Regions from separate parts of the Homo sapiens genome. Here region 2 is linked to region 1. Evidence: chromatin contacts called from ENCODE Hi-C or POLR2A ChIA-PET data. All regions are on one chromosome and are shown on one strand. The core of a region is the stretch at or near the end of the contact, and the rest is flanking DNA. Distances in the headings are between cores, read along the strand shown.

Region 1 (3,950 bases), core at 415-2,914:
AAGCTTTTTCCAGATCAAAATGGATGTGCCCACGGGGAGCGGGACCTGCTTGATGGACTCGGAGGATGCTGGAACAGGAGAGTCGGGTGACCGGGCCACAGAAAAGGAGGTCATCTGCCCCTGGGAGAGCCTGTAAGGAAAGAGGCAGGCTGAGCTGGGGGCTCTGGACCAGGAAGATGCTCTGACAGATGCCATGGTATGGGCCACAGGACACACTTGCTCGAGAACCAAAGTGCATTTGGGTGACATTTGAAGATTGGGGAGACAAGATGGGGTAGATTGTGGCAAAGAATGCTCTGGCTGGTTACCAGGGGCCAACTCCTTCTCCTCTTCCTGACCCTCCCTCCCCTGGGCAGAAGAAACGCATGTGGACCAGAAGACTTTCCCTGCTGCCTTAAAACCAATAAAAGGTTAACTTTAAGTTTCTTGGAATGTTAGTGTGTGTCTGGTTTTGTTAGTAATTTGTGAGCTATTATTTATGAGTTAAACTCACGTCTTCTTCAATCTTCTGGACAAAGGGACATTGAGTCGCTTCCAAGAGCTCTCTCCTTGTCTAAATGGGTTTGTGCACAATGCTTTTCTCATCAGCAGAGCTCCCCAGGGGATGCCCCGGGGCATGGCATCTCACAGGAATGGACAGAGGGCTGGGAGCAGGCACACTCCTAAAATGCCAGGTGTGTTGCCTCAGGTCCTCCAAGAAGCAGACACCAAGGTGAGATTCGATGGACAAGAGATTTGTTGGGGAAAACACCTGTGGTAGATAAAGGAAGGGCCAGAGCTGGAGAAAGTTGAAGTTGAGTGTTGAGGGGGTTCGGGGCGGGGGGCAGTCCAGACCGTGCTGCAAGTCTGACCTCTGGGCAGGGAGAGTCTTAGATGGCAGTGCAGTCCAAGAAAGTTTTGAACAGGCTGCTGGGGTGTCCTTTATGCAGTCCAAGAAAGTTTTGGCCAGGCTGCTGGGGTGTCCTTTGTGCAGTCCAAGAAAGTTTTGACCAGGCTGCTGGGGTGTCCTTGAGCCAAAGTCATTGCTGGAGAGGGCCTGCATCTCTGGGAACGGCCCTGCATTCGTACCCCCACGGTGCATGGTCATGTGCTGGGAGATCCCGTGGAAAGCCTGACCTTGGCATGGATATGCTGGTGGATCCTGAGCTGCAGCAGCTTGGCCATCAGCCCGCGTGCTCCCTGCAGTTGGAGATCTGAGTGCTCCTTTTCACTTCCGCTGCACTAGGCCAGTGGGAAATTCTAGAGGTTTGGGCTTTGGTGTGCTCCTCCCACCTCCCCTCCTAGTTACTCACTCAACATGTGTTTATTGAGTCCCTACTATGTGCCAGACGCTATGACAGGCGCTGGGGATGTTGCTGTGAGTAGGACTCCTTGTCTCATGGAATTCATCCGGGACAGTGTTTCTCCACCAGGTCAATGTTGCCCTCTAGGGAACACCGGTCAGTGTTTGGAGACATTTTTGGTTATCAAGACTGCGGCAGTGGGTGGGGGTTGCTACTGGTGTCTAGCAGGTAAAGGCCAGGGACGCTGCTAAGTATCCTACAATGCACAGAAGCTCCCACAACAGAAGATTATCAGTTCAAACCACCAGTGGTGCCACTGTTGAGAAACCCCGCACTAGAGATTACAGCGTATGTACTTGTCCCTGGTTTCTGCGCATGCTCTGAAGTATTGCCCCAAACGGCACTGCTGGGATCATAATTAGATTGGACAGCGGGTTGCGATTAAGGGCTACGCGGTGAATAAAACAGCTCTTAAAAGTTGCATAGGAAGTCCTCACAGGAGAAAAAAATCAAGTGGTTTGCCAAACCACTCATTATACCCCTCCCCTTTAGCCCTCAACTTCCTCAGAATTCAATTAGTAGATAAGAGCCCCTGACTTGCTTTTAACCTCTGACAACTTATTTAGCCCATAAATACTGGGGTTGCTGACTCATCTCTGCACACTTCTACAAATGAATGTTGGGTGGGTGCATGGCTGAAACCTAGATTTGCTAATCCCCGTAGGGAAAACACAGAGCTTCAATACTTAAAGACCATTGCTCATTGTAGATTTTACTGAATCTATTCCACTGGGCTCACAAGAGTCACTCACAAAGGGCTAAGAAAAATTTTCCCCCAGAATGTAAGTGAGAGAGTCTGGTCCTTTCTTGGAAGAGTGAGTGAGCTGTTAACCTGATGCCTTTATTTGCAATGCTGATCTAAAATGAGATGAAAGGCGAAGCAATCCACACCCTTAGTTTACTACCAGCCAATGTCAAGAAATAAGGAGAATCTCAACCCTAGGTTTGTATATCAGTGTTTAAGGGTTCCTCTCCTAAGCCCCCAGGGTCCTAAAGAGAAACTAAGCCCACATGGAAACTAAGATCCACATGGATAGAGCGTCAATGACAGAAGGCTCCAGAATCCACTGGTTGGATTAAATAAAGTCCAGGCTATAGTTCAGTAATAAATAGACCTCAGAAGGGAGGAAGTGGGTTCAAACATGACAGAGTTTCTGTCTGTAACACAGAGTTGCCTAAAGGCAGTAGGGCAGTCCAGGTCATGGGCTGGAAGTGAATGGAGGCCAGGGAAGAGAAAAAAAAATCCAACAACCAATAAATTTTTTTATCTTGTTGCTCCACCCATCCCCTGGTCACAAGTATGATGCTCCTCCATCTTGTCTGGACATTAGAATCCACTGGGGAAACTTGAAAGATCCCGCTGTCCAGGGCACACGCACAGAGCTGTGACACTGGGATTTTTTTTAGCGCCTCTCCCAGGTGATGTCTATGTCCAGGTGAGCTTGAGAACCACTGCCTTGAGGTAGTGATTGAAGCTGGTTCACCACCCCTACACCCATGCCCATACCCAGGGGATAACTGAAAAAGAGGCAATGGTGGGAAGGTGGCTTCATCTTAAGTTCACAACCAGGAAGTAGCATGGGTCATTTCCATTCACATCCCATTGGTTGGCCTTTGGTCACATGACCATGGCTAGCTGCACGGGAGTCCGGGAAATGTAGTCTTCAGTTAGGCCAGTTTGTGAGTAGTTAAACTTCTAGAGATTTAGCTAGAGGAAGGAAGATGGGGAGAGTGGATATTGGCGGACACTTGGTCTCTCCCACAGTGGAATTATTACACAGTTTTGGGGGTAATGGGTTACACTAACATAACATAACGTAACATAACATAACATAACATAATGCAAGAGGTGGGGCAAGAGGAGACGGGAGTGACCAGTTAGTTTCTGTTTGGCCAATATTTGGTAAATGCCTATAAAATGTAGCTATGCTGTATTCCATGGTTGGGTGCTTTCCACTTGCTCAAGGCTGAACACCGGCTAGGTGTCAAACACCAAGTGAGGTCCTGGGAATAAAGTTGATTCCCTCATGGAGGTGCTATCATTGCTTGAGGAGCAAGCTGGGGGCATTGGATCTAGTCCATGTTGGGGGAGTGCAGGGCTGTGGGCTGTGGGAATCCTGCCGCCTGCCTTTCCAGCTTGGAACAGCTCCTTGATTTCCTCATCTGTGAACTGGGAGTAACAATTTGACCTTCTTCACAGGGCTGCTTGGAAACCTATAGAGTGATATGGATATAACTGTGTTGGCTGCTCAGAACCTTATGTAGTGCAAGAAAAAAACAGTTTTGTTTTTTCCCCAAGATGCTCCTTTAAACCTATGCTGCAAGTTATTTCTTTTCCTAAACCTGGATGAAAACTCTGAGAAGTCCCATAACTTTTCTGGTCACTTTTAGATAATACAGATCCTCCAGGTATGATCAGTGACAAGGACAGTCTCCATTTAGTTCTGTATGCAGTTCAATGTTAGTGTAATAAGCAAAACTTGGAACTTCATTCAAAGGTAAGGTTCCTTCCCTCCTTGGGCTTGGGCTGTTGCAGCTGGGATGTCTGCAGGGGGGTCGGAGGGGGGACCCCGGAAAAGCAGAGGTAGGGTGGGAGAACAAGGAGGT
Region 2 (3,950 bases), core at 609-3,108, 290 kb after region 1:
TGACCCTGGCCGGGCATGGTGGCTCATGCCTGTAATCCCAGCACTTTGGAAGGCCGAGGCAGGTGGATCATCTGAGATCAGGAGTTCGAGATCACACTGACAAACACGGAGAAACCCTGTCTCTACCAAAAATATAACATTAGCTGGGCATGGTGGCGGGTGCCTGTAGTCCCAGCTACTCGGGAGGCTGAGACAGGAGAATGGTGTGAACCTGGGAGGCGGAGCTTGCAGTGAGCCGAGATTGTGCCACTGCACTCCAGCCTGGGTGACAGAGTGAGACTCTGTCTCAAAAAAAAAAAAAAAAAAAAGAAAAGAAAGAAAAATTACTCTGAATGCTACTTCAAAATACTTTTTTTTTTTTTTGTCATTCCCATCCATCAGTTAACTACCTTGTAAATTAGCCTGAGCAAACATCTCAGTAGTGAAGCTATTTTCTTTATTGGATGAGACCTTAGGTACAGAAATTGGGAAACCCCACACATCCCACAAAATTGAATCCATGTTTTCTAATAGGAATTTGAGGAGAGTGGAACCAACAGAGTAGCAAGAACAAAGAAACCTCCCTGTCAGCCAATAGTATTATAGTATCATATTATTACATACATACACATGTGTGTGTATGGAGACACACACAGCCATTTGCACATGTGCTATTTGCATGGTGCCTGGTACAAAGAAAGGATAAAACGAGTGTTAATAACCCGTGCCTCAATGACACATTCTTTATGCTTTTATTTCTACATCCATTGATGGTTTAATAAAGCCAAAAGGCCAGGCACAGTGGCTCACGCCTGTAAACCCAGCACCTTGGGAGGCCGAGGTGGGCAGATCACCTGAGATCAGGAGTTCAAAACCAGCCTGGCCAACATGGTGAAACCAGGTCTCCACTAAAAATACAAAATTAGCCAGGTGTGGTGGTGCGCACCTGTAATCCCAGCTACTCGGGAGGCTGAGGCAGGAGAATCGCTTGAACCTGGGAGGCAGAGGTTGCAGTGAACTGAGATCATGCCACTGCCCTCCATCCTGGGCAACAGAGTGAGACTCTGTCTCAAAAATAAATAAATAAATAAAGCCAAAAGACTATTTAGCCTTTTAGCTAGGATGCAGTCTTTTGGAATGAGGGTACTGTGAAGAGAAGGCAGCTTCTATCAGAATCCTCTCAGAAACTCACCAGTTTTGGAGTCCTTCTCAGTCGTGAGTTGGAATGAGCTCACACTGGCTTCTGAGAGCTGATCGTGGTCTTCTCTTCCAAACTCCCAGTTTAGTGACCTCAAGTTGGTAGTTGGAAATCGACCATGGTGGAAGTCTTTACACCATGGAAATTGGCAAATGTGACACATCAGGGCTTGTTCCCCTGGAGAGCCAGGCGTGAAGTGTTTGCCGGCACATCACTGCCTCTGACTCAGAGAGAAGTGAAATTCATATGGAAGAGAGAATGCACGTGGGTGTGAACATGAACGTTGTGGTTTGAAATTGGTGATTTTTTTCCTCTTATGTCATGAAGACAGTTGGAATTGCCCTGACGATCCATCTTCCCATGAAAAAAAGCCAAGGGGGTGTGGGTGGGGAGCCTGGATAGGTTCCATACAGTATTTTAATAAAAAATTGTAATGTAGCCTGGGGGCTTCTGGTTAAACAAAACAAAATATTTAGTTTAAAAACCTGTTCTTCACATAGAATAAAGGTGAATGAGAGTATAGAGTTGGGTGAGACCTTAGCCACGTTCTCAAAGGAAGGACAGAGAAGCCCTAATTCAGGGAGGGTTTGGCCACAGTCCCTGTGTGATGTGCTTCAGATATTCGTCATCCTGCAACAAGCTGGAGAAGACAGAGGCGTTTTGCTTAAGGGCCCCAGCGTGAGTGCCAGGCAGGGCTGAGGCATCCTGCCCAGCGCTTCTTGCCCCTTACTTCCTGGCTGCTTCTCCAAGCTGGCAAGGTCAGGGTGGATGGAGAGAAACATTTCCCAGAGGCCAGAGTTGCCCATGAGAAGTGGCTCTGCCCTGAACTGTCTCTCATTTTCTGGGGGCCAGACTGACCTGTGAGGCAAAGTTGACTTCTTCCTGATATGGGGAACAAGGAGCTCAACCAGATATCCAAGTGTGGCTCAGCTTTTGCTGACGCTTGGGAGAGAGCTGGGAGCCAGAGACAGTTCTGTGGCTTGAGGGTTCCTCTATGGATTTTATTTAAACCACCTTTTTTTTTTTTTTTTTTTGAGATGGAGTTTCACTCTGTCACCTGGACTGCAGTGCAGTGGTATGATCTCGGCTCACCGCAACCTCCACCTCCCAGGTTCAAGCAATTCTCCCACCTCAGCCTCCCAAGTAGCTGGGATTACAGGTGCACACCACCATGCTTGGCTAATTTTTGTATTTTTAGTAGAGATAGGGTTTCACCATGTTGGCCAGGCTGGTCTCGAACTCCTGACCGCAAGTGATCTGCTCACCTCGGCCTCCCAAAGTGCTGGGATTACAGGCGTGAGCCACTGCGCCCAGCTAAACCATCTGTCAAATGGGATTTTAGGAACAGTGTTGGGTCACTACAAGATACCAGCCCGTGTCCCTGGGCTTGGAAATGAGACCTGGAAAGTTGAAGGCCTTCTCTGAGCCCCATCTGAGGGCGTATGTAGGAGAGCCTAAGCTGCCTCCATTACCCCAGGCAAACAAGGAAGAGCAGAGAGAAGTGGAGAACCCCACAGCCAGGAGACCCTCTGAGCAAGCCAGAGCTGGGCCCAGAATCCAGCCCACAGCCTTTGCCTCTAAAGAACCTGGAGGTGGAAGCATCACCAGCGCAGTCCCCAGCCTCCCAGCACAACAGCCAACAGCGGGGCAGGGCAACCTGCTCTCCTGGGTGGGGCTCGGGGAGGAGACCTCTCTCTGCGGCCTCCTCCCTCTGATAGTGGGACTTTTAAAACTTGATCAAAAAAATAATAATAAATTAAAAAAGAAAAGAAAAGACAGCAAACAAGCACAAAAGAGCAGGCGGGGAAAACCCTAGGTAGGAATCAATGAAGCCTTTCAACCTTCTTCCCTGCAAAAGTCTGCATTTCTCTTGTCTTTGGGAACCCGCTGAATGGCTGGGAAACTGTTTTTAATAAACAAGAGTTCAAACGCTGAGTCTCCATAGCCAACAGTCACGCCTTAAACTCTAAACTTTACATGAAAACTCTCCCAGTCCCTTTGAACTCTCCTTCCCTCTCCGACGGAGCATTCCAGTGTTTATGCATTTTTCGAGATTGCTGGCAGGATTGCGAGGCGCTTTGAATACTTTCCCTCTCTTTAGCAATCTCCTGCCTTCAGAACCCATTAATGCCCCACTCAGCAACATCAAGGTAATGCTTTGAAGTCCCTTCTGGCTACAGGCCTCTCACACTCTTTGGTTACTGTGCAATCAAATAATTAAATGGATTCTCAGGGAAAAAAAAAATCATTCTTTTCCTTGGTAATTAAATACTCCAGGTTGGACAGGAGCGCTGTGTTGCCAAGGGAGTGAGAATCTATAAAGACTCCAAGCCCAGAAGTCTATGCTGATGGCCCCCAGGGGAGAAAAATAATAACAAGCAAGTCAGCTCAATCCTCACTGCCCTTCTTGGCTGGCAGCAACCCTGGCCCACCCCGGGCTCTCCTGTCTCAGGGCCTCCCTTCCTAGGGCTGGGGATGGGGGCGGCGGGGGCATCTTCTTTTGGCCAAAATAAGCTTGTCAGAGACTGTGGCTGCCGGAGGTCAGGGAGCAGGTTCTACTCCCCTCCCAGGGGGATTATGCCCCTAAGGAGGCAGAAGCGGGGCAGGAAGACAGGGCAGAGGGTGGAGGAAGGGAGGGTAAAAGGAGCAGGGGGGAGACGAAAGAAGGGGAAAGAAGAATGAGGAAGAGAGATGCGGAAGGCAGAGAATGGGTGAAGGGGGGGCAGGGAAAGGGGAGAGAAAGAAAGGAAGGAGCAGGGAGAGGGGTGAGGGA

The links. Hi-C counts contacts between places; a loop is a spot of excess contacts on that map. ChIA-PET counts read pairs that join two places held with the same protein, here RNA polymerase II (POLR2A). Pooled maps may share reads with other maps.
Region 2: a pooled map shows a loop between it and region 1 (4-fold over the local background). The contact joins two enhancer-like sites. A Hi-C loop is called at or near these places in 8 of 50 pooled maps. POLR2A ChIA-PET finds 5 or more read pairs at or near these places in 2 of 52 experiments (HepG2 and activated CD8-positive, alpha-beta memory T cell).

The regions. Positions count from the first base shown.
Region 1 is chr17:65,227,272-65,231,221 of GRCh38, forward strand. It overlaps RGS9 (regulator of G protein signaling 9), which reads left to right. Exons shown (of 19, transcript NM_003835.4): 19 at 4-432. The coding sequence ends at 136. Among named protein-coding and RNA genes, the nearest start is that of RGS9, 92 kb to the left of the region's middle. Within about 2 kb of position 1,665, at least 4 of the 41 ENCODE cell types and tissues checked have a DNase peak (open chromatin) inside an H3K27ac peak, as active enhancers do.
Region 2 is chr17:65,512,900-65,516,849 of GRCh38, forward strand. No RefSeq gene overlaps it. Among named protein-coding and RNA genes, the nearest start is that of AXIN2, 47 kb to the right of the region's middle. Within about 2 kb of position 1,859, at least 2 of the 41 ENCODE cell types and tissues checked have a DNase peak (open chromatin) inside an H3K27ac peak, as active enhancers do.